2 separate regions of the Homo sapiens genome follow, and region 2 is linked to region 1. Evidence: read pairs that join two places in POLR2A ChIA-PET (ENCODE). Cell type or tissue: A673. All regions are shown on one strand. Each heading gives the region's core, and the rest is flanking DNA. Links, peaks and the distances in the headings are about the cores only.

Evidence for each region. ChIA-PET counts read pairs that join two places held together with the same protein. Peaks named below come from ENCODE experiments on the same cell type or tissue, not always from the same donor. Only the 100,000 strongest peaks of a DNase experiment are listed, where the experiment ranks them.
Region 2: POLR2A ChIA-PET joins it to region 1 with 5 read pairs; 2 of 35 experiments call an interaction of 5 or more read pairs at or near these places.

Annotation. Positions count from the first base shown.
Region 1 is chr11:46,899,379-46,911,631 of GRCh38, reverse strand. It overlaps LRP4 (LDL receptor related protein 4), which reads left to right. Exons shown (of 38, transcript NM_002334.4): 2 at 8,703-8,849; 3 at 11,254-11,370; 4 at 11,656-11,769; 5 at 12,129-12,245. Among named protein-coding and RNA genes, the nearest start is that of LRP4, 13 kb to the left of the region's middle. RefSeq lists enhancers at 4,036-4,868, 4,869-5,703. In A673, for the core only: no CTCF peak of the experiment used is centred there; a DNase peak (open chromatin) is centred at 10,271.
Region 2 is chr11:46,574,021-46,586,347 of GRCh38, reverse strand. The region is part of intron 1 of AMBRA1 (autophagy and beclin 1 regulator 1); the gene reads left to right. Among named protein-coding and RNA genes, the nearest start is that of AMBRA1, 14 kb to the left of the region's middle. RefSeq lists an enhancer at 1,230-2,074. In A673, for the core only: no CTCF peak of the experiment used is centred there; no DNase peak of the experiment used is centred there.

The DNA.
Region 1 (12,253 bases), core at 7,254-12,253:
GAGAGAGACTTTATTTTTATTTATTTATTTATTTTTTTTTTTTGAGACAGGTTCTCACTCTATTGCCAAGGCTGGAGTGCAGTGGCATGATCATAGCTCACTGTAGCCTCGAACTCATGGGCTCAGGAGAAGAGAGAGACTTTAAAAGGTTTCCAGAAAAATGTGGTTTGTTGCTCCCTGAACAGCCATAAACAAATGTGGTTTGTTACTGTGTGGACCTTCTGATTTGAGATGTAGGGGGAAGGGAAAGCAATATTTTGAGCAGCCCTTCACAGAGCACAGCCATGTTTGAGCCCTGTTGGATTTGTGAAATCTGTTGACAGCTTCCAGGTAGGGCAGGTAGAATTTTGAGGATCTATACAAAGATAGCCTGGCATTGGCTACATTACTAGGTTGAGAGAGAGGACATATCCAGATGAAGATAATGGGATTAGTACAAATAACAAGAAAAACAATAACAGCTGTCTAGTATGAACCTCATACGTATTATTTCATTTAGACCTCCCAGCAACCCTATGAAATAGATACTGTTATTACTCCTGATTTACAAAAGTGGAAGCTAATCCATTTCTTAATTGCTCTGTACTTTAGTTTCTGGATTCTCTCTCCTGTCCTTGGCTCCTCAGAATTAGTTGGTGATAAATTAGGCAAAGATTTGCTGGGTGTGGTGGCTCGTGCCTGTAATCCCAGTGCTTTGGGAGGCCGAGACAGGTGGATCACTTGAGGCCAGGAGTTTGAGACCAGCCTGGTCAATGTGGAGAAACCCTGTCTCTACTCTAAAAATACAAAAATTAGCCGGGTGTGGCGGTACACACCTGTAGTCTCAGCTACCTGGGAGGCTGAGGCAGGAGAATCGCTTGAACCCGGGAGATGGAAGTTGCAGTAAGCTGAGATTGTGCCAGTGCACTGCAGTGTGGGTGACAGAACAAGACTCCACCTCAAAAAAAAAAAGGGGGCAAGGATAAAGGATACCATGTGCCTCAAGCTCTTTCAGAGAAAGGCAATAAAGCAAGACTCTGCAGTTATTCATGCCACCAACTTAACCCATGGTGGTGGTACTGCTGCCTGGTACACAGTAGGGTTTTCAAACATCTCAAGTCCTAAAATAGCAGGTCTTAATCATGGAGTGGTTGGATGTGACAGTTCTGGGGTAAGCCAAATCTTTAATAGTAATAACAAGAGCTATTATTTATTGAGCACTTAGTATGTGCCAGGCAGTAATGCTAAGTCCTTCTTATGAATTAACTAATTTATTTCTCATAACATTCCTGTAAGTTAGGGGATTTTATTATCCCAATTTTCCTGATGAGAAAATTATATATAAAGAGGTTAAATAGCTGCCCAGGGTCAGACAGCTAGGAACTTAGCAGAGTCAGGATTTTTATCCTGGGGAGTTTTGTTCCTCCGTGCTTAACATTATGTTCTTCTGCCTCATAACTTTGGAGGCTAACCATTAAGGACTTCTTTTCTGTATGTAACAGTAGCAAGAGAGGGCTGAACTTGCTTGGACCCGCAATCATGTGCCCGACATGTCCCTTTCGAAACGGGCCACTGAGGAGAAGACTTCACCTGGTAGATTTTCCAAACCAACCAAGTTAAGCTGGCCTCTAGGAATCGGGAATAAAAGGGACCATGGGACAGAAATAAGTAGAAACATGGCGTGTCAGTTTCACAGCCGGATAATACAGCTGGTGAAAGGAACTCTTGTAGGAGAAAGGAGTAAACAAAACCTGGGTAGGACAAAGAGGCTGCCTTGCAAACGAGAAGATTCCTGTTCTCTCCAGCACTGGTTAGGTAGGAAATAACTACTTTTATTTATGATATTCTGAGTCTCTTTTCCTTTGACTCCAGCTTTCACAAGATTCTAGAGGAGTGTTTCATTCATTCATTCATTCATTCAACGAACTTGTATTTATTGCTGCCAGTGGATAAAAGGAGAGAGGCATATGCTAATATGCTTTAGCATATTATAAACGAATGGTGATTCCTCCTTTTTTTTTTTTTTTTTTTTTTTTTTTTTGAGACGGAGTCTCGCTCTGTCGCCCAGGCCGGACTGCGGACTGCAGTGGCGCAATCTCGGCTCACTGCAAGCTCCGCTTCCCGGGTTCACGCCATTCTCCTGCCTCAGCCTCCCGAGTAGCTGGGACTACAGGCGCCCGCTACCGCGCCCGGCTACTTTTTGTATTTTTAGTAGAGACGGGGTTTCACCTTGTTAGCCAGGATGGTCTCGATCTCCTGACCTCATGATCCACCCGCCTCGGCCTCCCAAAGTGCTGGGATTACAGGCGTGAGCCACCGCGCCCGGCCGATTCCTCCTTTTCTCATTGTAATCCTAATAGCTTCCACACTGGGGTAGCCACCAGACTCCAGAACACTCACAGGGTACTCCTTAAGCCTTCTCATCTCTGGTTCAGCTTGAAAAAGCTGGTCTGTAGCTGTGAGTAGTCACGGTCTACCCATGTGCCTCCATGTGACAGATGTGGTCCACCTTCAGCTGTGCATTCTATGGAATGGTGGAGAGCAGTGCCGCTAGACACTTGAGTGTGCATCGGTGTCACCCGGAAAGCTTACTGAAAGTCCAGACTCTGAGATCACACTAAGAGAAGAATACTAGTTTAAGTGTCAGAATGGGGCTGCCATCCTGGCTCTCCTACTTACCTTGTGACCTTGGCCAAAGCGGGTGCCCTTACCTGTTGGATGGGCCCTGCAGTCATTGCTCAGGATTATTGTAATGATTCAATGAGAATGCAAGTGCATATGCAAAAGTAGCTCACAAACTAAAGAGAAATTGCAAAGTATAATTATTTGTTATGGGAAGCCCTGTTCCCTGGACCAACAACACTCGAGTGCTGATTCAAAAGTGCTGGGACGCCAGACTTTCCCCACTTCATTACTTTACCTTCCGGCGAGGGAAATGAATCTTTCTTTACCTTAGCAGTAACCAGAAAGAGGTCACTGTTTGAGACCCATAAACTCACTGCATATTTGCTATTGGAGAACACATAAAAGAGAGGGACCCAGAAGTTGTAAATTCCCCCTTTTGACCTTGGGGTTTTGGAGATTCTCACAACAGTAATACCATTTATTGGGAAGCAGTATAATCACCTGCCTGGGTGTGAATGCTGGCCTCAACCCTTAGTACTTGTGCAATCTATCTACAGACTTAACCTTTCTGTGGTTCATTGTCCCCAGCTGTAAAGTGGTGATAATATTAGGTTGGCGCAAAAGTAATTGCAATTTTTGTCATTAAAAGTAATGGCAAAAACCGCAATTGCTTTTGCATCAAACTAATAATAACAGTACCACCTCCTAGGGTTGTTGAGAGCCTTCAGTGATGTAGCATATGAAAAGCACTTAGAAAAGTACTCGGAGGGCACCTGGTAAGTATTTAATAAATGATGGGGCCAGGCGCAGTGGCTCACGCCTGTAATCCCAGCACTTTGGGAGGCCGAGGTGGGCGGATCATGAGGTCAGGAATTTAAGACCACCCTGGCCAACATGGTGAATCCCCGTCTCTACTAAAAATACAAAAATTGGCCAGGTGCAGTGATGGGTGCCTGTAATCCCAGCTACTCAGGAGGCTGAGGCAGGAGAATTGCTTCTCGGGAGGCGGAGGTTGCCGTAAGCTGAGATCGCGCCACTGCACTCCAGCCTGGGCAACACAGCAAGATTCCATCTCGGAAAAAAAAAAGATGGTTATATTATTATGAAGCTTTTGCTGTGTGTTAGCCCTGTGCTAAGCAGTTTATATGGGTTAATCTTTACAAAGCCCTTTGAGTTAGAACTGTTAATATTCCCATTTTATGGATGAGGAAACTGAGGCCTGGAGGGATTAACTAACTTGCTCAAAATTGCGGAATTTGTGGTAGAACCAAGATTTGAACCTTCATCTCTCTGACTTTAGAATCTATGTTGTCTACTACTAAGTTAGTGTGTCTTGTATACCAGATGGATGTTTCCCTTCTTTCCTTTATATCAGGGCTGTCCAGACTTTTGGCTTCCCTGGGCTACACTGGAAGAAGGATTGTCTTGGGCCACACATAAAATACATGAACATTAACAACAGCTGATGAGCTAAGAAAAAAGAAATCGCAAGTAATCTCATGTTTTAAGGAAGTTTACGAATTTGTGTTGGGCCACATTCAAAGCCATCCTGGGCCATGCAAGTCTCAGGTTGGACAAGCTTGCTTTATATGAAAGCCGTGAGAAAGTGGTAAGATGGCGGGAGTGGGAGAGATGAGATGTAAAAGGTAAGATTTTAGTTAACCTCTAGAGAAACATCCTATGAGCACATTAACATATATCCCAAAAGCTGGATGGCTTCATGATCAAAGATACCTTGCGGACAGACCTTTTCCATAGTGAATTGCATTAGGTGGAGGGGCTAGAGCCCAGGCCCCTGGAGGCTAAGGGAGCTTGCGATGTGGCTGGCAGCTTTCAAGGCCAGAGCATAGTGAAGTGTTCTAATTCAACACTTCTTAAAATGAAGGCTGCATTTTGCCACCCACAGTCATTTGTTTTCTTTCTTCACTCACCATTCTTTTCCTTAAAAAGGGTTAAAAGCTGCCTTTATGATCACAGCCAGGACTTGAGTGAAAAGGCAGAATTCCACCTCTGAGGACCCCAGAGGGACAGCAGTTGCCCAGAAGAGCTGGCTTTTTGGAGTATAATGTGTCTGTTTACTGTATGAATGCCCAAGTCAAGCGTTTGCCTGACCGGTGGCTGCCCGCCCTTCACTGCAGCGGACGCTGAGATGTTGATTTGACATGCAGGAAGTCGAGGCCCTTCAACTGCCTGCAACTAACTTGATGCCCACCGATGGAATGCTTTGTTCCTACAGTCTGCGCGGGGGAAATCGGGACTTCTGTTATCACTCAGCCAAAGGCGGGGGTGGGGCCCTAAAAAAACAAACGGAGCTTAAGGTTCTTCCCTACCAGTATGACTTTTCATTTGCACGCAGCCCCAGGACACTGCTCTACTTGCTCTATTCTGGTACTCTGATTCTTAATATCAAGGCCTTTTGGAAAAATTTAGCCTCCACAGCCCTGCATCTGCACAGCCCTGCATCTGCACACCCCAGCCTCCATTATTGAACATCTTTGGTGTGCCAAGGCATAAGATTAGTTTTTTCCACCTTTATTTTCTTGTCTAATCTTTGTTGCTTTTTTTTTTTTTCGAGACAGAGTCTCGCTGTGTTGCCCAGGCTGCAGTGCAGTGGCGTGATCTCTGCTCATTGCAACCTCTGCCTCCATGGTTCAAGCAATTCTTTTGCTTCAGCCTCCCAAGTAGCTGGGACTACAGGCGTGCGCCACCACGCCCAGCTAATTTTTGTATTTTTAGTAGAGACAGGTTTTCACCATGTTGGCCAGGCTGGTCTCAAACTCCTGACCTCAAGTGATCTGCCCGCCTCAGCCTCCCAAAGTGCTAGGATTATAGGCATGAGCCACCATGTTCAGCCCCTTGTGGCTTTTTTACAAACAAGAAAACTGAAGCTTAAGGGGCTACGTGACTTGCACAAGGTCAACTGGCTGGTCGATGGAACCCAAGTCTGTCTGCTCCAGGTCCAGTGCTTTGTCCTCTGCCTAACCTCCTCCTCCTATTCCCCCCTACTTCCTCTCTGTCCTTTCCACAGCTTTCATCCTGAACTCCCGTCTGGTACATCCCCACTCCCTACTGTGTGTGGTTAGCAGCATTTCTCAACCTCTGTTGATGTTTTGGGCCAGATAATTCTTTGTCATAGGGGCCTGTCTGCATGTTATAGATTTTTTTTTTTTTTTTTGAGACGGAGTTTCGCTCCTGTTGCCCAGGTTGGAGTGCAATGGCATGATCTCCCCTCACCGCAACCTCTGCCTCCTGGGTTCAAGCAATTCTCCTGCCTCAGCCTCCCAAGTAGCTGGGATTACAGGTGCCCACCACCATACCCGGCTCATTTTTGTATTTTTAGTAGAGACGGGGGTTTCACCACATTGGCCATGCTGGTCTTGAACTCCTGACCTCAGGTGATCCGCCCACCTGGGCCTCCCAAAGTGCTGGGATTACAGGCGTGTAATCCTGTATAGAATTATACACGTTATAGAGTCTTTAGCAGCATCCCTAGCTTCTACCCACCAGATGTCGGTAAGCACCGCCAAGCAGGACAACCAAAAATGTCTCCAAACATTGCTAAATGTCCTCCGGGGGACAAAATATCCCCAGTTGAGATCCTTATTAGCCTTATCCTTTTTCTTCACCATGATACCCCATGAAGGGGATCTGTGTACCGGGGAGTCCCATCACATGGAGTGGAATTAAACATCTTTGCTGTTCAATCCAGCTAGAGTTCACCAAAAGGGTGCCTACAGCTGTGCTGAGCCTGTCATACTACTGAAGTTCCTCAGGCTGTGTTGTCCAGGATCTGAGTGAGAAAAACCCTCCTCCCTTCTCAGAGTTCTCAGGCCAGAAAGGATGGAGTGGGGGCAGGGGCACCTGGGTCTTTTAGTGCTTCCTGGGGAAGAATCCTCTACCCTGCATTTGTAGAGAGACCCGAAGAGACAGGAGCACTGGGCTTGGAGCAAGGCCTTCCTGTGAGGTCTAGAGACACTGCACCTCCCAACTGGACCTCACTTGGCTTCCGCAGGAAATCCTGCATCTTTTTTTTTTTTTTTTTTTTTTTTTTTGAGACAAGGTCTCATCCTGTCACCATGGCTGGAGTGCAGTGGTGAGATCATGGCTCACTGCAGCCTCAACCTCCCGGGCTCAAGTGATTCTCCCACATCATGCTCCCAAGTAGCTGAGAGTACAGGTGTCCACCACCATGCCTGGCTAACTTTTGTAAATTTCTTTTCTGTAGAGACAGGGTTTTGCCATGTTCCCCGGGCTGGTCTCAAAACTGCTGTGCTCAAAGGATCCACCTGCCTCAGTCTCTCAAAGTGCTGATATTACAGGCATGAGCCACCGTGCCCAGCCCAATCCTGCATCTTTTCTAGAGCAGCTGATTACCATAGCATGTGGAGGGAGAGGGCCAGGCCTCAGTTGAGAATCTGGTGAAAGCTGTGATCCCTTACCCCAGAAACGTACATTATACCTGTAGCATCAGGGATTCACAGAACCCAAAAGCCATCCATCCATCCATCCATCCATCCGTCTGTCCGTCCATCCATCCATCCATCCATGCATTGCAGGCTAGGAAGTTTTACCTTATGCTTGCACTTACTCTTGGGGTTGAGATGGAGAGGGAAAGTTCTAGAGCTCTCTCCCTGCTTTTGGAGGGCATGGCAGCACACCTTTTTATCCTGGCCCTAAGCCCTAGGCTAGGCCAAGGAATTATAATGTGAGACAAGGATGTACATCAAGGAGATGAGCTGAGAGAGAAAAGCTGGACCAGGTACAGAGTATAGGAAGAGGGGTGACAATTTCGAGCTGACTCCTTCTCTGTTTCAGCCCAGCCTGAGGGCAGGGTCCAGCTGAGGGAAGGAAGAGGAGAAGAAAGGAAGGGGGAGAGATGAGCCATGCGCTGCGGCCCCCTCCTTCCCCAGCTGCGAGCAGAGCAGCCCAGCGGGTTGGATGAATGCTGGGAGGGGGGAGAGTGACCCTGGCAGAACCCTTTGTTCCAGCTGAGGCTGGAGCAGGGCACTGAGCCATTCACACGCCATCCCAGGGCATCCTGCTGGGCACGCTGGGGAGGGGGCACAGCAGCTGGTCATGGGACTTGGCCAGGCAGATAGCTCGATGCTCAATAGGGAAGCCCAGCTGCGTGCTGCTGAAGCCGGGGGAGAGGCTGCATCTGCCAGCCTTCCTCAAGGCTGTGGCCTGTGCCACAGACAGGAAGGCCCTGGCAGGTCCCAGTTACTCTGCCCTGAGGTGGCCTGGGGGACTCAGAGCAGCCCACCCTGCTTCCTGCTCCCCTGTGTGGATTCCTTATCCTAAAGAGGCTCCAGCATTTTAATTCCACCATTAGTTCTTGCCCTCCCTGGCCAACATCCCAGGGTCTGGTCCAAGACAGAGGCAGAGCGTCCATATCTCAACCTAGTTTTAGTGAGAAGGCTATGGAGGCCTCTCAACATCACCCTTTCTGTCCCTTGTTCCTCTTCTTCAAAAGCACCAAACCTCTGAGTGGCATCATTTTTTTTTGGAGGGGGTTGTTTCTTTTTTTCTTTTTTGAGACAAGGTCTTGCTCTGTTGCACCTGCTGGAGTGCAGTGGTGTGATCATAGCTCACTGCAGCCTTGACCTCCCAGGTTCAAGCAATCCTCCCACCTCAGCCTCCCAAGTAGCTGGGACTACAGGCACATGCCACTACCCTCAGCTAATTTTTTAGTTTTTTGTAGAAACAAGGTCTCACTATGTTGCCCACGATGGTCTTGAACTTCTGAGCTCAATCAATCCTCCCATCTCAGCCCCTCAAAGTGCTGTGATATAGGTATGAGCCACTGTGCCTAGCCTAGGTGGCATCATCTGTTTCTGGGCCCTTAGAGGTGCCATGCAAAAAAGCCCTGTCATAGAGCGGGTCACCTGGACTCTTTGTAAGCCCAAAGTCAGAGGGTATCTGCTGGGTCGTTTATGCCCTGGAGGAGGCATGGTTTTACTGCCTGCATCTCCCTTGAAGTGTCACTGTGACTCTCCAGGTGACAGTGCCCCTGGACTAGGCTCCTCTACTTTCCCCTCGGAATGGGCTTGGGTTGAGTGGGAGCTGAGCCCTCACTGATTCCTTTTCCCTCCGCCCAGGCCTGGCCAGCAGCCCCGAGTGTGCTTGTGGTCGGAGCCACTTCACATGTGCAGTGAGTGCTCTTGGAGAGTGTACCTGCATCCCTGCCCAGTGGCAGTGTGATGGAGACAATGACTGCGGGGACCACAGCGATGAGGATGGATGTAGTAAGTACCTCCCCAGAGGCAGTGGGAGGTGGTGGAGAGGGACCTGGGGGTGGGGGGCAAGGACAAGGCTGATGGAGTATTTTCTGCATCAACTGTGTCGGACTCAGAGAGTTGGTCTTTTGCAAGCTTGATAGATATTGACATTTGGGTAGTTTCTTCACTATATATGGCTCCAACTCTCCTGTGTTTCTTTTGGTTGGTTCATGCATATATGTCCAAGAAAACAAACTTGACAACACGTGTAAGAGAACACAACAGGGAGTTTCTTTAAATAGGTCTCTCTGTATTTATGTGAATATGTTTGTGTATATGTACCGCATATTTGTGCGTTTTAAAATTTATATACTATACACAAATGTGGATTATTTCTATGTTTCTTATTTTGGTATTTTGTACAATAAAACCTTTTTTTTTTTTTTTTTTTGATACAGAGTCTCATTCTGTTTCCCAGGCTGGAGTGCAGGGGCACAGTCTAGGCTCACTGCAACCTCCACCTCCCAGGTTCAAGTGATTCTCCTGCCTCAGCCTCCTGAGTAGCTGGGACTACAGGCATGTGCCACCATGCCCAGCTAATTTTTTGTATTTTTAGTAGAGATGAGGTTTCAACATTTTGGCCAGGCTGGTCTCGAACTCATGACTTCAAGTGATCCAGCCACCTCAGCCTCCCAAAGTGCTGGGATTACAGGCATGAACCACCACGCCCAGCCACACCTTTCTTAGTAACTTTGTAAGAAATCTTATATTTTCTTAGGCCGGGCGCAGTGGCTCATGCCTGTAATCCCAGCACTTTGGGAGGCTGAGGTGGGCAGATCACGAGGTCAGGAAATCGAGACCATCCTGGCTAATACGCTGAAACCCTGTCTCTATTAAAAATACAAAAAAATTAGCCGGGCGTGGTGGCAGGCACCTGAGGTCCCAGCTACTTGGGAGGCTGAGGCAGGAGAATGGTGTAAACCCGGGAGACAGAGCTTGCAGTGAGCCGAGATCGCGCCACTGCACTCCAGATTGGGCGACAGAGCGAGACTCCGTCTAAAAAAAAAAAAACTTATATTTTCCTTAAGTCTCCCTTTTCCCCTAGCATGGTAACATCTGCACAGTTGGCCAGGGTGACCTGTCTTGGATATATAGAAATATCCCTGCTAAGCCAATAGTCTGGATTAGAGGCGCAATCTCTGACCTACCTGTAGCATCTATGTCTGAGGGTGGCTAATTAGTCTAATGGGAACGGAGGTACAACCTGGACCTCATTAACCCTAACCAGTTCAGCTAATTGTGTTGATGATAAATGCTTCACTTTCATGTAGCATTTTCATAGGCATTATATCAAAAGGCCTCTATGAACTGAGTATAATTATCCCCATTGTACAGCCAAAAAGACTTCAGCTCAGAGAGGGTAAATGACTTGCTCAGAGTGTTACGTAATGAACTGGAAATTGAGCCCGGGTGTGTCAATCATCATTTAACAAGAGGAAAGGAGGGGAAAAAGGCGCTTCTTTCTCTTGCTCATGTTTTTCTTATGTTTTCTTAGCTCCTGTGAGTTCTTTGGGTTGTTCTTCCCCTACCCTGTGAACCCCTCACCACAATTACCTTTTGAATCTCTGTCTTAGCTGCAGTTTCTGCTTAGCTTCTCCATCAGCTGGGGATGGGCCTAGGAGTCAGTAAGGAAGGACTATAAAACAGACAAGGGGGCTGGGTGTGGTGGCTCACGCCTGTAATCCCAACAGTTTGGGAGGCCAAGGCAGGTGGATCTCTTGAGGCCAGGAGTTCGAGACTGGCCTGGCCAACATGGCGAAAACCCACCTCTACTAAAAATACACACAAAAAAAAAGATAGCTGGGTGTGGCAGCGGGCACCTGTAACACCAGCTACTCGGGAGGCTGAGGCATGAGAATTCCTTGAACCCAGGAGGCGGTGGTTGCAGTGAGCCGAGATCATACCACTGCACTCCAGCCTGGGTGACAGAGTCAGACTCTGTTTCAAAAAAAAAAAAAAGGCCAGGCGCCATGGCTCATGCCTGTAATCCCAGCACTTTGGGAGGCTGAGGCAGGCAGATCACCTGAGGTCGGGGGTTTGAGACCAGCCTGGCCAACACGACAAAACCCTGTCTCTACTAAAAATGCAAAAAACAAAAACAAAAACCAAAAAAACCTAGCCAGGTGTGGTGAAGCATGCCTGTAATCCCAGCTACTTGGGAGGCTGAGTCAGAATCGCCTGAACCAGGAGGCAGAGGTTGCAGTGAGCCAAGATTGCGCCACTGTACTCCAACCTGGGTGACAGAGTAAGACTCGGTCTCAAAAAAAGAAAAAAAGACAAGGGGATTTGGAGCAAAAGGCTATCTGGCCTAGTTGAGCCTGAGTAAGAATACCAGGTTGATTGACTTTTCTTTTCTTTTCCTGGGATTCAGTACTACCTACCTGTTCCCCTCTTGACTTTCACTGTGACAATGGCAAGTGCATCCGCCGCTCCTGGGTGTGTGACGGGGACAACGACTGTGAGGATGACTCGGATGAGCAGGACTGTCGTGAGTGTTGGCAGAGGCTGGGCGGAACTCCATTGAGTTCCACTGGGAAAGGATTTTCAATCAGAAAGCAATGCCCCAGGTCCACATGAGCCCTTGTGTTTTCAGCACTTTGTCCTGTCCTTTCACTTCCTCTCGAAGTCAGATAAGCTGCTGAGAGGCAGCCACCTCCTTCGGAGCCCTCAGGGCAGCACTGGAGCTACTTGACTGCTCCGGAGGGCTTTAAGTCAGGCTTCCAGGCACCAGACCCCCACTGCCTGCAGCAGCCTGACTGCTCTGTGCCCACAGCCCCCCGGGAGTGTGAGGAGGACGAGTTTCCCTGCCAGAATGGCTACTGCATCCGGAGTCTGTGGCACTGCGATGGTGACAATGACTGTGGCGACAACAGCGATGAGCAGTGTGGTGGGTGACCCCAACGGGGGAAGGCAGGCAAGGTGGCCAGTGGGTGGCCTGGCCATGGGAGAAGATAGCAGCAATGGCCCTAGCACTGCCAAACCTCCAACTGCCCAGATATCTGGAGCAGCTAGAGGAACGCAGAGGGGGCAGAGCCGCTCAGACCCCCCAGAAACTGTGGACCAGGAGGCTGAGGCCCAGTCTCTCCAGGGCCTCCGTTCTCCCTGGAGAGTCTGCACTGACTCTGGGGTGCCTTTCGGGGGCTAGGTCAGACCCGCCAAAGCCAGTGAGGTTGGGAGTCAGAGAGGAGGGTGAGAGGGTTGCCTGTGGGGCCCCCTCAGAACTGCTGTCCCATCGCATCCCCCCAGACATGCGCAAGTGCTCCGACAAGGAGTTCCGCTGTAGTGACGGAAGCTGCATTGCTGAGCATTGGTACTGCGACGGTGACACCGACTGCAAAGATGGCTCCGATGAGGAGAACTGTCGTGAGTGG
Region 2 (12,327 bases), core at 2,360-7,359, 320 kb after region 1:
AGCCTCTGCCTCCTGGGTTCAAGCGATTCTTGTGCCTCAGCCTCCCGAGTAGCTGGGATTACAGGTGTGTGCCACCACACCTGGCTAATTTTTGTATTTCTTTTAGTAGAGTCAGAGTTTTGCCATGTTGGCCAGGCTTGTGTTGAACTCTGGCTTCAAGTGATCTGCCCACCTCGATCTCCCTAAGTGCTGGAATTACAGGTGTGAGCCAGTGCGTCCAGTTTTAAAAATCATTATTATTTTCGGCTGGGTGCAGTGGCTAATGCCTGTAATCCCAGCACTTTGGGAGGCTGAGGCGGGTGGATCACCTGAGGTTGGGAGTTCATGACCAGCCTGACCAACGTGGAGAAACCCTGTCTCTGCTAAAAATACAAATTAGCTGGGTGTGGTGGTGCATGCCTGTAATCTCAGCTACTCGGGAGGCTGAGGCAGGAGAATAGCTTGAACCCCGGAGGCGGAGGTTGTGGTGAGCTGAGATCATGCCATCACACTCCAGCCTGGGCAACAAGAGCGAAACTCCGTCTCAAAAGAAAAAAAAAATTATTGTTATTTTCCAATTATAAAAGTCTTTATGCCTGGTGTGGTGGCCCACACCTTTAAACCCAGCAATTTGGGAAGCTAGGAATATATATATATATATATATATATATATTTTTTTTTTTTTTTTTTTTTTTTTTTTTTTGAGATGGAGTCTTGCTCTGTCACCCAGGCTGGAGTGCAGTGGCGTGATCTCAGCTCACTGCAACCTCCGCCTCCTTGGTTCAAGCGATTCTCCTGCCTCAGCCTCCTGAGTAGCTGGGACTACAGGCGTGTGCCATCACGCCTGGCTAATTTTTGTATTTTTAGTAGAGTCGGGCTTTCACCATGTTAGCCAGGATGGTCTCGATCTCCTGACCTCGTGGTCCACCTGCCTCGGCCTCCCAAAGTGCTGGGATTACAAGTGTGAGGCACCATGCCCAGCGTTTTTTTTTTGGAATTATTTATTTATTTATTTATTTTTATTGATCATTCTTGGGTGTTTCTCGCAGAGGGGGATTTGGCAGGGTCATAGGGCAATAGTGGAGGGAAGCTCAGCAGATAAACAAGTGAACAAAGGTCTCTGGTTTTCCTAGGCAGAGGACCCTGCGGCCTTCCGCAGTGTTTGTGTCCCTGGATACTTGAGATTAGGGAGTGGTGATGACTCTTAACGAGCATGCTGCCTTCAAGCATCTGTTTAACAAAGCACATCTTGCACCGCCCTTAATCCATTTAACCCTGAGTGGACACAGCACATGTTTCAGAGAGCACAGAGAGCACAGTCGCCCAGGCTGGAGTGCAGTGAGTGGTGTGATCTCAGCAACCTCTACCTCCCAGGTTCAAGCGTTTCTCCTGCCTCAGCCTCCTGAGTAGCTGGGTTTATAAGCACCCACCACCTCATCCAGCTAATTTTTGTATTTTTAGTAGAGACAGGGTTTCACCATGTTGGCCAGTCTGGTCTTGAACTCCTGACCTCAGGTGATCCACCCATCTCAGCCTCCCAAAGTGTTGGGATTACAGGTGTTAGCCACTGAGCCTGGCAACAATTTTTTAAAATTAGCTGGAAATGGTGGTGCATGCCTGTATTTCCAGCTGCTTGCGAGGCTGAGGCAGGAGGACTGCCTGAGCCTAGGAGATCAAGGCTGCAGTGAGCCAAGATCACACCACTGCACTCCATCCTGGGCATCATCATGGCAAGACCCTGTCTCAGAAAAATTAAAAAAAAAATTCTTTCTAGTGATTATAGCAGAGTGTGTATTTTTCAGTCATTCATTTGTTTTTTTTGTTTTTTTTCTTTTTATTATTATTATTATACTTCAAGTTTTAGGGTACATGTGCACAATGTGCAGGTTAGTTACATATGTATGCATGTGCCATGCTGGTGTGCTGCACCCACTAACTCGTCATTTAGCATTAGGTATATCTCCTAATGCTATCCCTCCCCCCTCCCCCCACCCCACAACAGTCCCCAGAGTGTGATGTTCCCCTTCCTGTGTCCATGTGTTCTCATTGCTCAATTCCCACCTATGAGTGAGAACATGCGGTGTTTGGTTTTTTGTCCTTGTGATAGTTTACTGAGAATGATGATTTCCAATTTCATCCATGTCCCTACAAAGGACATGAACTCATCATTTTTTATGGCTGCATAGTATTCCGTGGTGTATATGTGCCACATTTTCTTAATCCAGTCTATCATTGTTGGACATTTGGGTTGGTTCCAAGTCTTTGCTATTGTGAATAGTGCCGCAATAAACATACATGTGCATGTGTCTTTATAGCAGCATGATTTATAGTCCTTTGGGTATATACCCAGTAATAGGATGGCTGGGTGAAATGGTATTTCTAGTTCTAGATCCCTGAGGAATCGCCACACTGACTTCCACAATGGTTGAACTAGTTTACAGTCCCACCAACAGTGTAAAAGTGTTCCTATTTCTCCACATCCTCTCCAGCACCTGTTGTTTCCTGACTTTTTAATGATTGCCATTCTAACTGGTGTGAGATGGTATCTCATTATGGTTTTGATTTGCATTTCTCTGATGGCCAGTGATGGTGAGCATTTTTTCATGTGTTTTTTGGCTGCATAAATGTCTTCTTTTCAGAAGTGTCTGTTCATGTCCTTCGCCCACTTTTTGATGGGGTTGTTTTGTTGTTTTTTTTTTTTTTTTTTTTTTTTTTTGGAAATTTGTTTGAGTTCATTGTAGATTCTGGATATTAGCCCTTTGTCAGATGAGTAGGTTGTGAAAATTTTCTCCCATTTTGTAGGTTGCCTGTTCACTCTGATGGTAGTTTCTTTTGCTGTGCAGAAGCTCTTTAGTTTAATTAGATCCCATTTGTCAATTTTGGCTTTTGTTGCCATTGCTTTTGGTGTTTTAGACATGAAGTCCTTTCCCATGCCTATGTCCTGAATGGTAATGCCTAGGTTTTCTTCTAGCGTTTTTATGGTTTTAGGTCTAACGTTTAAGTCTTTAATCCATCTTGAATTAATTTTTGTATAAGGTGTAAGGAAGGGATCCAGTTTCAGCTTTCTACATATGGCTAGCCAGTTTTCCCAGCACCATTTATTAAATAGGGAATCCTTTCCCCATTGCTTGTTTTTCTCAGGTTTGTCGAAGATCAGATAGTTGTAGATATGCGGCATTATTTCTGAGGGCTCTGTTCTGTTCCATTGATCAATATCTCTGTTTTGGTACCAGTACCATGCTGTTTTGGTTACTGTAGCCTTGTAGTATAGTTTGAAGTCAGGTAGCGTGATGCCTCCAGCTTTGTTCTTTTGGCTTAGGATTGACTTGGCGACAGTCATTCATTTGATAAATGTTTGTTGCATGTGTATTCCTTCAGTAGGCAGTGAGGATACCATAATGCTGTGTATTATGTACTATGGCTTTTTTTTTTTTGAGTTATGAAATATCCCTGTGAGGCCTTTTACAACTATTTCTTGATTGTGATTCTGCATCTCAATTCGTACCTTTTCAGACTTTTGTTTATCTAGCAAATATTGGTTCTGATCAGAACCAGTCCTTATTGAATGCTTTGTGCCAGGTACTGTAGTAAGCGCTTTGCATTGATTCTTTTCATTCCAACTAACAACCTTATGACGTAAGTACTCTTATTCTTCTCATTTTATTGATGTAGCAGTTGTGGCACAGAGAAATTAAGCAATTTGCCCAAGGTATATAGCTAGCAAATGGCAGAACCAGGATTCGCGTCCAAACAACCTGGCTCCACATTCCCCTGCTCTTAACCTCTAAGTTATACTGATTCTTAACTACTAAACACTTTAAAACACTAGGTCAATATAGTGAGACTAGAGTGGAAAAATAGATGTCCATGCCTGTATGGAGATTATAGTCCAGAGGAAAGAGAGACAGTAAACAAATAATTATACCAATAAACATATAATTGCAGTGTGTGCCAAACCTATGACAGAAGAATAAAAAGAGATTATAGTAGGGGAACCTGAATTAAACTGGAGGTTTGAGAAATATTTTTCTGAAGAAGTGATACTTAAGCAGAGACTAGAAGGATAGAAAGGGAAGGGAATAGCATGTATGAAATTCTCAGGATGGGAGAGAACTTGACACATTTGAGAAACTGGAAGAAGGTTGATATGGTTGGAATACAGTGAACAGTAGGGGATGGAGGAAAGAGGCATAGAATGAGGATAGAGACTTAGGCAGGACTATGTCAAGGCTTTCGAATTTTTTTTTTTTTTTTTTTTGAGACAGGGTCTCTGTTCCCCAGGCTAGCATGCAGTGGTGTGATCACAGCTCACTGTAGTCTTGACCTTCTAGGCTCAAGGATCCTCCCACCTCGGCTTCCCAAGTAGCTGGGACTACAGGCACCCACCACCATGCCTAGGTAATTTTTGATTATTTGTAGAGACAAAGCCTCACTATGTTGCCTAGGCTGATCTCAAACTCCTGGACTCAAGAGCTCCTTCCCCACCTTGGCCTCTCATAGTGGTGAAATTACAGGCATGAACTACCACACCCAGCAAGGCTTTTGGATTTTTTTTTTTTTTTTTTTTTTTTGATGGAGTTTTGCTCTGTAGCCCAGGCTGGAGTGCAGTGGTGTGGTCTTGGCTCAGTGCGATTTCTGCCTCCTGGGTTCAAGCGATTCTCCTGCCTCAGCCTCCTGAGTAGCTGGCACTACAGGCACGTGCCACCACATGTGGGTAATTATTTATTTGTGTATTTATTTATGTATTTATTTATTTATTTTTTGAGAGGAAGTCTCGCACTGTCACCCAGGCAGGAGTGCAGTGGTGCGATCTCGGCTTGCTGCAAGCTCTGCCTCCGGGCTCACGTCATTCTCCTGCCTTAGCCTCCCAAGTAGCTGGGACTACAGGCGCCTACCACCACACCAGGCTAATTTTTTGTATTTTTAGTAGAGACGGGGTTTCATGTGTTAGCCAGGATGGTCTCGATCTCCTGACTTCGTGATCTGCCTGCCTTGGCCTCCCAAAGTGCTGGGATTACAGGTGTGAGCCACTGCGCCTGGCCTAATTTTTTCATTTTTAGTAGCGACAGGGTTTCACCATGTTGGCCAGGCTGGTCTTGAACTTCTGACCTCAGGTGATATACCTGCTTTGGCCTCCCAAAGTCCCGGGATTACAGGTGTGAGCCACCGTACCTGGCCAGCTTTTGGATTTTTATCCTGAGTATAATTAGAAGATTTTGAAGGTTTTAAGCATGAGTATCATGACCTTATATATGATTTTAAAACGTTACTCTGGGGCCGGGCGCGGTGGCTCATGCTTGTAATCCTAGCACTTTGGGAGGCTGAGGCGGGTGGATTGCTTGAGCTCAGGAGTTTGAGACCAGCATGGGTGACATGGTAAGATCCCATCTCTACAAAAAGTACAAAAAAATTAGCTGGGTGCGGTGGCTCACACCTGTGCTTACAGCTACTCAAGAGGCTAAGGTGGGAGGATCATCTGATCTGCGGAGGTTGAGACTGCAGTTAGCTTAAACCATGATACTGCACTCCAGGCCGGGTGACAGAGCAAGGCTCTGTCTCCAAAACAACAATAACAACAGCAACACCCCATTACTGTGGGTACATTGTGGGGAGGGGTTTGGAAAGAGAAGAAATCGGGGAAGTATGGTTAGGAAGTATTGCAGTGGTCCAGGCAAAAGGCGATGATGGTTTGGATTAGACTGTAGGCAGTGGAGATAGAAGTAGAAAGATTCAGTAGATATTTTAGAATTAGGACAGGCAAGACTTAATGGATTGGATGTGTGGGAAGAAGAAGGTGTCAAGTATGATTCCAGATTTTTGGCCTGAGCATCTGGGTAGATGAAGGTGGTGTTTCTGAGATGGAAACATTGGAGGAGGAGCAGATTTGGATTAGAGTTGGGGAGTGGAATGAAGACCTCAGTTTTAGTCATGCTAATTGTGAGATGCCTGTGAAAACATACAAGTGCAGATATCAAGTAAGTAGTCTTTAGGCTGATTCACAAAAGTAGCGCTGGAGAGAAATCTGGATGGTATTAGTATATAGATGGTATTTACAACCAAGGGAAATGGATGAGATCTCCTAGAGAACAAGTATAGAGTAGGAGGAGAAGACCACACTCCAAGGAATTCAAGAGAAAATGTAAGAGCTTGTTATTAGAGAAACCAACATAGGAACATATTTCAGGAAGGGAGTAATCACTGTACATTGTTGGATTTGTCAGCACAGAGATCATTGATGATTATAGCAAGAACAATATTGGAGGAAAGTAGGGCCAGAAGCTAAATTGAATTGGGTTTAAGGCATGGGAAGGGACGAAGTGGAGATGGTCTGTGTATTTTGATTATTGACATGTGTAGGCTGGGCGTGGTGACTCACGCCTGTAATCCCAGCACTTTGGGAGGCTGAGGCAGGTAGATCACATGAGGTCAGGAGTTCAAGACCAGCCTGGCCAACATGGCAAAACCCTGTCTCTACTAAAAATACTAAAGTTAGCCAGGCGTGGTGGTGCACACCTGTAATCCCAGCTCCTCAGGAGGCTGAGGCAGGAGAATCACTTGAACTGGGGAGGCGGGGGATATAGTGAGCTGATATCATGTCACTGCACTCCAGCCTGGGTGACAGAACAAGAATCCATCTCAAAACAAAACAAAACAAAACATGTCTGTTTCCTCATAAGAAGTATACTCTAAGACAGTAAGATCCGTGAAGATAGGAGCTGTACCTTTCCATTTTTTGTATTCTTGGCTGCTTAGCTTGGTATCTTGCCAGGATGTTGTATTAAGAGAGAAAAGGGTGAGGGTATGAAGATATTTGCAAAATGGTGAGAGTAATGATTCTCTGGCCTTTTTATGTTGGCCTTAAGGGTTTATCTACTTTTTATGTACTTACTTACTTAATTTATTTATTTATTGAGATGGAGTTTTGCTCTTGTTGCCCAGGCTGGAGTGCAATGGCGTGATCTCGGCTCACCACAACCTCTGCCTCCCGGGTTCAAGTGATTCTTCTGCCTCAGCCTCCCGAGTAGCTGGGATTACAGGCATGCACCACCACACACGGCTAATTTTGTATTTTTATTAGAGATGGGGTTTCTCCATGTTGGTCAGGCTGGTCTCGAACTCCTGACCTCAGGTGATACTCCTGCCTCAGCCTCCCAAAGTGCTGGGATTACAGGCGTGAGCCACCATGCCCGGCCCTTTTTATGTACTTTTAAAATTTGCTATGTTTAGCCTTTCTTTTTTCACCTCCCTACTGAATGGTTCTTTGTATTTTGGTATTACTGGCTTTTAAAGTTCATTCCTTATCTTTTTTTTTTTTTTTTTTTTATTGCTTTCTTGTGGTCATTGTTGCTATAGCTAATTAGCTGAGGTGCTTGGTTAACCTCTTTATTCATTCACTTGTTTATTGGCTCTTATTTCTATGTACTGAATGTATAATTGTGACAAAGCTCAAAGCTCTATACTTTTTTTTTTTTTTTTTTTTTTTTTTGAGACTGAGTCTCTCTGTCGCCCAGGCTGGAGTGCATGCAGTGGTGCAATCTCGGCTCACTGCAAGCTCCACCTCCCGGGTTCACACCATTCTCCTGCCTCAGCCTCCTGAGTAGCTGGGACTACAGACGCCCGCCACCATGCCTGGCTAATTTTTTCTATTTTTAGTAGAGAGGGTTTCACCGTGTTAGCCAGGATGGTCTCGATCTCCTGACCTCGTGATCCGCCCACCTCGGCCTCCCAAAGTGCTGGGATTACAGGCGTGAACCACTGTGCCCCGCCATTGTTTTCTATTAATAGTTTGTGATTTATATACTTTGCCCAGAGTCTAATTAGCCATATTTATATGATAATAATAAACATTTTGGCTACAGTCCTACCTAGATTTTTTTTTTTTTAGATGGAGTCTTGCTCTGTCGCCCAGGCTAGAGTGCAGTGGTGCGATCTTGGCTCACTGCAACTTCTGCCTCCCAGGTTCAAGCAACTCTGTTGCCTCAGCCTCCCAAGTAGCTGGGATTACAAGCGCACATGACCACGCCTGGCTAATTTTTGTATTTTTAGTGGAGACAGGGTTTCTCCATGTTGACCCAGCTGGTCTCGAACTCCTGAGCTCAGGTGATCCACCCGCCTCGGCTTCCTAAGGTGCTGGGATTACAGGTGTGAGCCACCACGTCCGGCCCTACCTGGAATTTTATATGGTAACTTTCCTGGGAAATGCTTATATGGACATTGTCCTTTTTAGTTCTCCTAGCATTCTTTTATTTGTTTATTTGAGACACACTTTCTTCCAGGCTAGACTACAGTGGTGATTGTAGTTCACTGTAGCCTTGAACTCAAGCTTTCCTCCTGCTTTAGCCTCCCAAGTAGCTGGATTACAGGTACAAACCACCACACTCAGCTTCTAGCGTTTTTGTTTTGTTTCGTTTTGTTTTTGAGATGGAGTTTTACTCTTGTTGCCCAGGCTGGAGTGCAGTGGTGCTATATCGGCTCACTGCAACCTCCTCCTCCTGGGTTCAAGTGATTCTCCTGCCTCAGCCTCCTGACTAGCTGGGATTATAGGCATGCACCACGATGCCCGGCACATTTTGTACTTTTAGTAGAGACAGGGTTTCTCCATATTGGTCAGGCTGGTCTCAAACTCCCGACCTCAGGTGATCTGCCCGCCTCGGCCTCCCAAAGTGCTGGCATTATAGGCATGAGCCACCGCGCCTGGCTGAATTTTTTTTCTTTTTTCTTTTTTTTTTAGAATAAGGATTTACTGAACTGAAATTCACTTCACGTAAATTTAGCCATCTTAAAATGAACAATTCAGTGGCATTTAAGTACATTCACAATGTTCTGCAACCTCTTTAGTTTCAAAACATTACCATCTCTGCAAAGTAAAACCCCTTACCAGTTAAGCAGTTTGTCCTTATTCTGCCCTTCCTCCAGCCCCTGATAACCATCAATCTGCATTCTGTCTCTGTGGATTGATTTATTCTGGATATTTCATGTAAATGGCATCATACAATATGTGATCTTTTGTGTCTGGCTTCTTTGACTTAGCGTAATGTTTTGGAGGTTTATTTATCTCCATTGGAATATTTATCAGTACTTCATACCTTTTCATGACTGAATAATATTCCATTGTGTGTATACATCACATTTGTTTATCCATTCATCCATTGAAGAACATTTGGGCTGTTTCTGCCTTCTGCTCTTGTGAATAGTGTTGCTTTGAACATGCATGTGCATTGGCTTATTTTCAGTTATTTTAGGAATATACCTAGGTAGGAATGGAATTGCAGGTCCTATGATAATATATTAATGATCTTCTGACATGTTAGAGATCAAAGCCAACATCTGCAGCTTCTCCAGAGTATGTGATTTCAGAGTTGTTGGCTGGGCTTAGATTGGGACTCAGAATCTCTTTCCTGTATGAAGAACTGAGTTCTAACATACTGGTTTTATTATTTGCATTTTACTGATGGGATAATTGAAGCACAGCATCTGCATGGTTTTAACTTCCTATCATCTTCAGAGCAAGTCAGTGATGGAATTAGGAATTTAAGACTCTTAATCATGTTCTTTGTCTAAGGTGACCCATATAAAGCCATGTTGCATTTACATGAAGCTATTTGAAATGGGCTTCCTATATTTTATAATCTCTTGGAGGGATATTGTTCAGGTGGTGTTAAGCAGATGTTCTCTTTCCATAGAGGACAGGACAAGAGGGAATGTGTTTTAATTGCAACATAAAGGATGTAGATTACATGTTAGAAAGAACTTCCTGACTACAAGATACTGAAATGTTGTTACCGAGGGATATTATGAAGTATCTTCTCCAAAGACTATCTTTCTGGGATCATTCAGGTGTGAGCTTGTTTAGAAATGAGGGAGGTGACAGAGATGACTTGCTGAGGTCCCTGATAACCCTGGGACATAATTGTTTGATGGTTAATCAAAGCAATATGTCTGGCTGGGCACAGTGACTCATGCCCATAATCCCAGGACTTTGGGAGTCTGAGGCGGGAGGATCTCTTGAGCCCAGGAGTTCGAGACCTGCCTTGGCAACATACGGAGACCCCGTCTACAAAACAACAGCAACACCAATGTCTCTGGCATTTTCATGAGTATATTTTCACTTTTCTCACAAAGCAGTAATCAATAGAGAGCAGGTGAATTGCTCAGGGTTCCTGGTAAAATACTAGATTAGTATTCTAAATCTTTTTGGATTTCACATCCATACTCAGGGATGTCTTCCTTATCTTAAATGACTCTTTTCTTAGCTGTGTAATCTACTGTTATGATTCTTCCTGAATCATAGTGATCAAAGCCAACATCTGCAGCTTCCATAGAGTGTGTGATTTGAGAGTTGACTGGGCTTAGATTGGGACCGGCAATCTCTTTCCTATAAAAATAGCTTTGGTCCCTGGTTATACATGAAGAAATGGGAACATGTTATTAATAATAGACCACGGCAATGGATTCTTAATTCTTTAGGCAAGAGCCAGTTTAAAATTGCTCAGGTGAGGGTGCACATGACATAGATGTATTTTTGGTTTGTGGTGCCTGGAAAAATAGAAGCCTGGCTGGGCACGGAGGCTCACGCCTATAATCCCAGCACTTTGGGATGCCGTGGCAGGCAGATCACGAGGTCAGGAGTTCGAGACCAGCCTGGCCAATATGGTGAAACCCCATCTCTACTAAAAATACAAAAATTAGTTGGGCGTGGTGGCGTGCACTTGTATTCCCAGCTGCTTGCGAGGCTGAGGCAGAAGAATTGCTTGAACCCAGGAGGCGGAGGTTGCAGTGAGCCGAGATCATACCATTGTACTCCAGCCTGGGTGACGGAGTGAGACTCTGTCTCAAAAAAAAAAAAAAAAAAAAAAGGAAAGAAAAAAACAAATTTCTGTTGTTTATAAGCTACCTAGTTTTTTTTTTTTTTAGACAGAGTTTTGCTCTTGTTGCCCAGGCTAGAGTGCAATGGTGCTCTCTCAGCTCACCACAACCTCCACCTTCCGGGTTCAAGCTATGCTCCTGCCTCAGACTCCTGAGTAGTTGGGATTACAGGCACGTGCCACCACGCTGGGATAATTTTGTGTTTTTAGTAGAGATGGGATTACACCATGTTGGTCAGGCCGATCTCGAACTCCTGACCTCAGGTGATACACCTGCCTCAGCCTCCCAAAGTGCCGGGATTACAGGTGTGAGCCATCATGCCTGAGTGGTTTTTGGTATTTTGTTAAAGCAGCCCAAAAGGACTAAGAGGGAGTTACTGATACCACTGGTACTTTTAATGAAGGATTTATTAGGTTTGTTTATGCTAGTTGAACTATGGGAGCATTTACTTGTTCACTTCTCTGCTGCCAAGAATATCTTCAGATATATTTATTGAGCTTTCTTGAATTGGCAACAACTATTAACACTGTAGATAAAGAGGAAGGAAACTAACTTTTGAATGTGAACCGTGTATAGGGAGTTTTACATTTATTCTTCCATGTAATATTTGTAACAAACCTGTAAAGGATGAGAGAAAGTGAAACATTGTTTGAAAAAGTGAAACATTGTTTTTTGTCAAAGGTTATACAGCTGGCAAATGGTAGAGCTGAGATGGAGAAAGCAGAGTCTTCAGTTTTAAACCAGTATTTTTCAAAGTATTCTTTGGAGGTGCCCAAGAGTTGGCCATGAGAGTAAGGATGAGCTTTAGTTCTCTCAACCTTGCTTAAGCCAGAGCAGCTCAACTTTGACCTGCTTTACATTTTGGTGTTTTCACATAAGATTTCCTTTAGAAAAAGGATTCTGCAAACTTTCGCAACCTACTCATCTGACAAAGGGCTAATATCCAGAATCTACAATGAACTCAAACAAATTTACAAGAAAAAAACAAACAACCCCATCAAAAAGTGGGCGAAGGACATGAACAGACACTTCTGAAAAGAAGACATTTATGCAGCCAAAAAACACATGAAAAAATGCTCATCATCACTGGCCATCAGAGGAATGCAAATCAAAACCACAATGAGATACCATCTCACACCAGTTAGAATGGCAATCATTAAAAAGTCAGGAAACAACAGGTGCTGGAGAGGATGTGGAGAAATAGGAACACTTTTACACTGTTGGTGGGACTGTAAACTAGTTCAACCATTGTGGAAGTCAGTGTGGCGATTCCTCAGGGATCTAGAACTAGAAATACCATTTCACCCAGCCATCCTATTACTGGGTATATACCCAAAGGACTATAAATCATGCTGCTATAAAGACACATGCACATGTATGTTTATTGCGGCACTATTCACAATAGCAAAGACTTGGAACCAACCCAAATGTCCAACAATGATAGACTGGATTAAGAAAATGTGGCACATATACACCACGGAA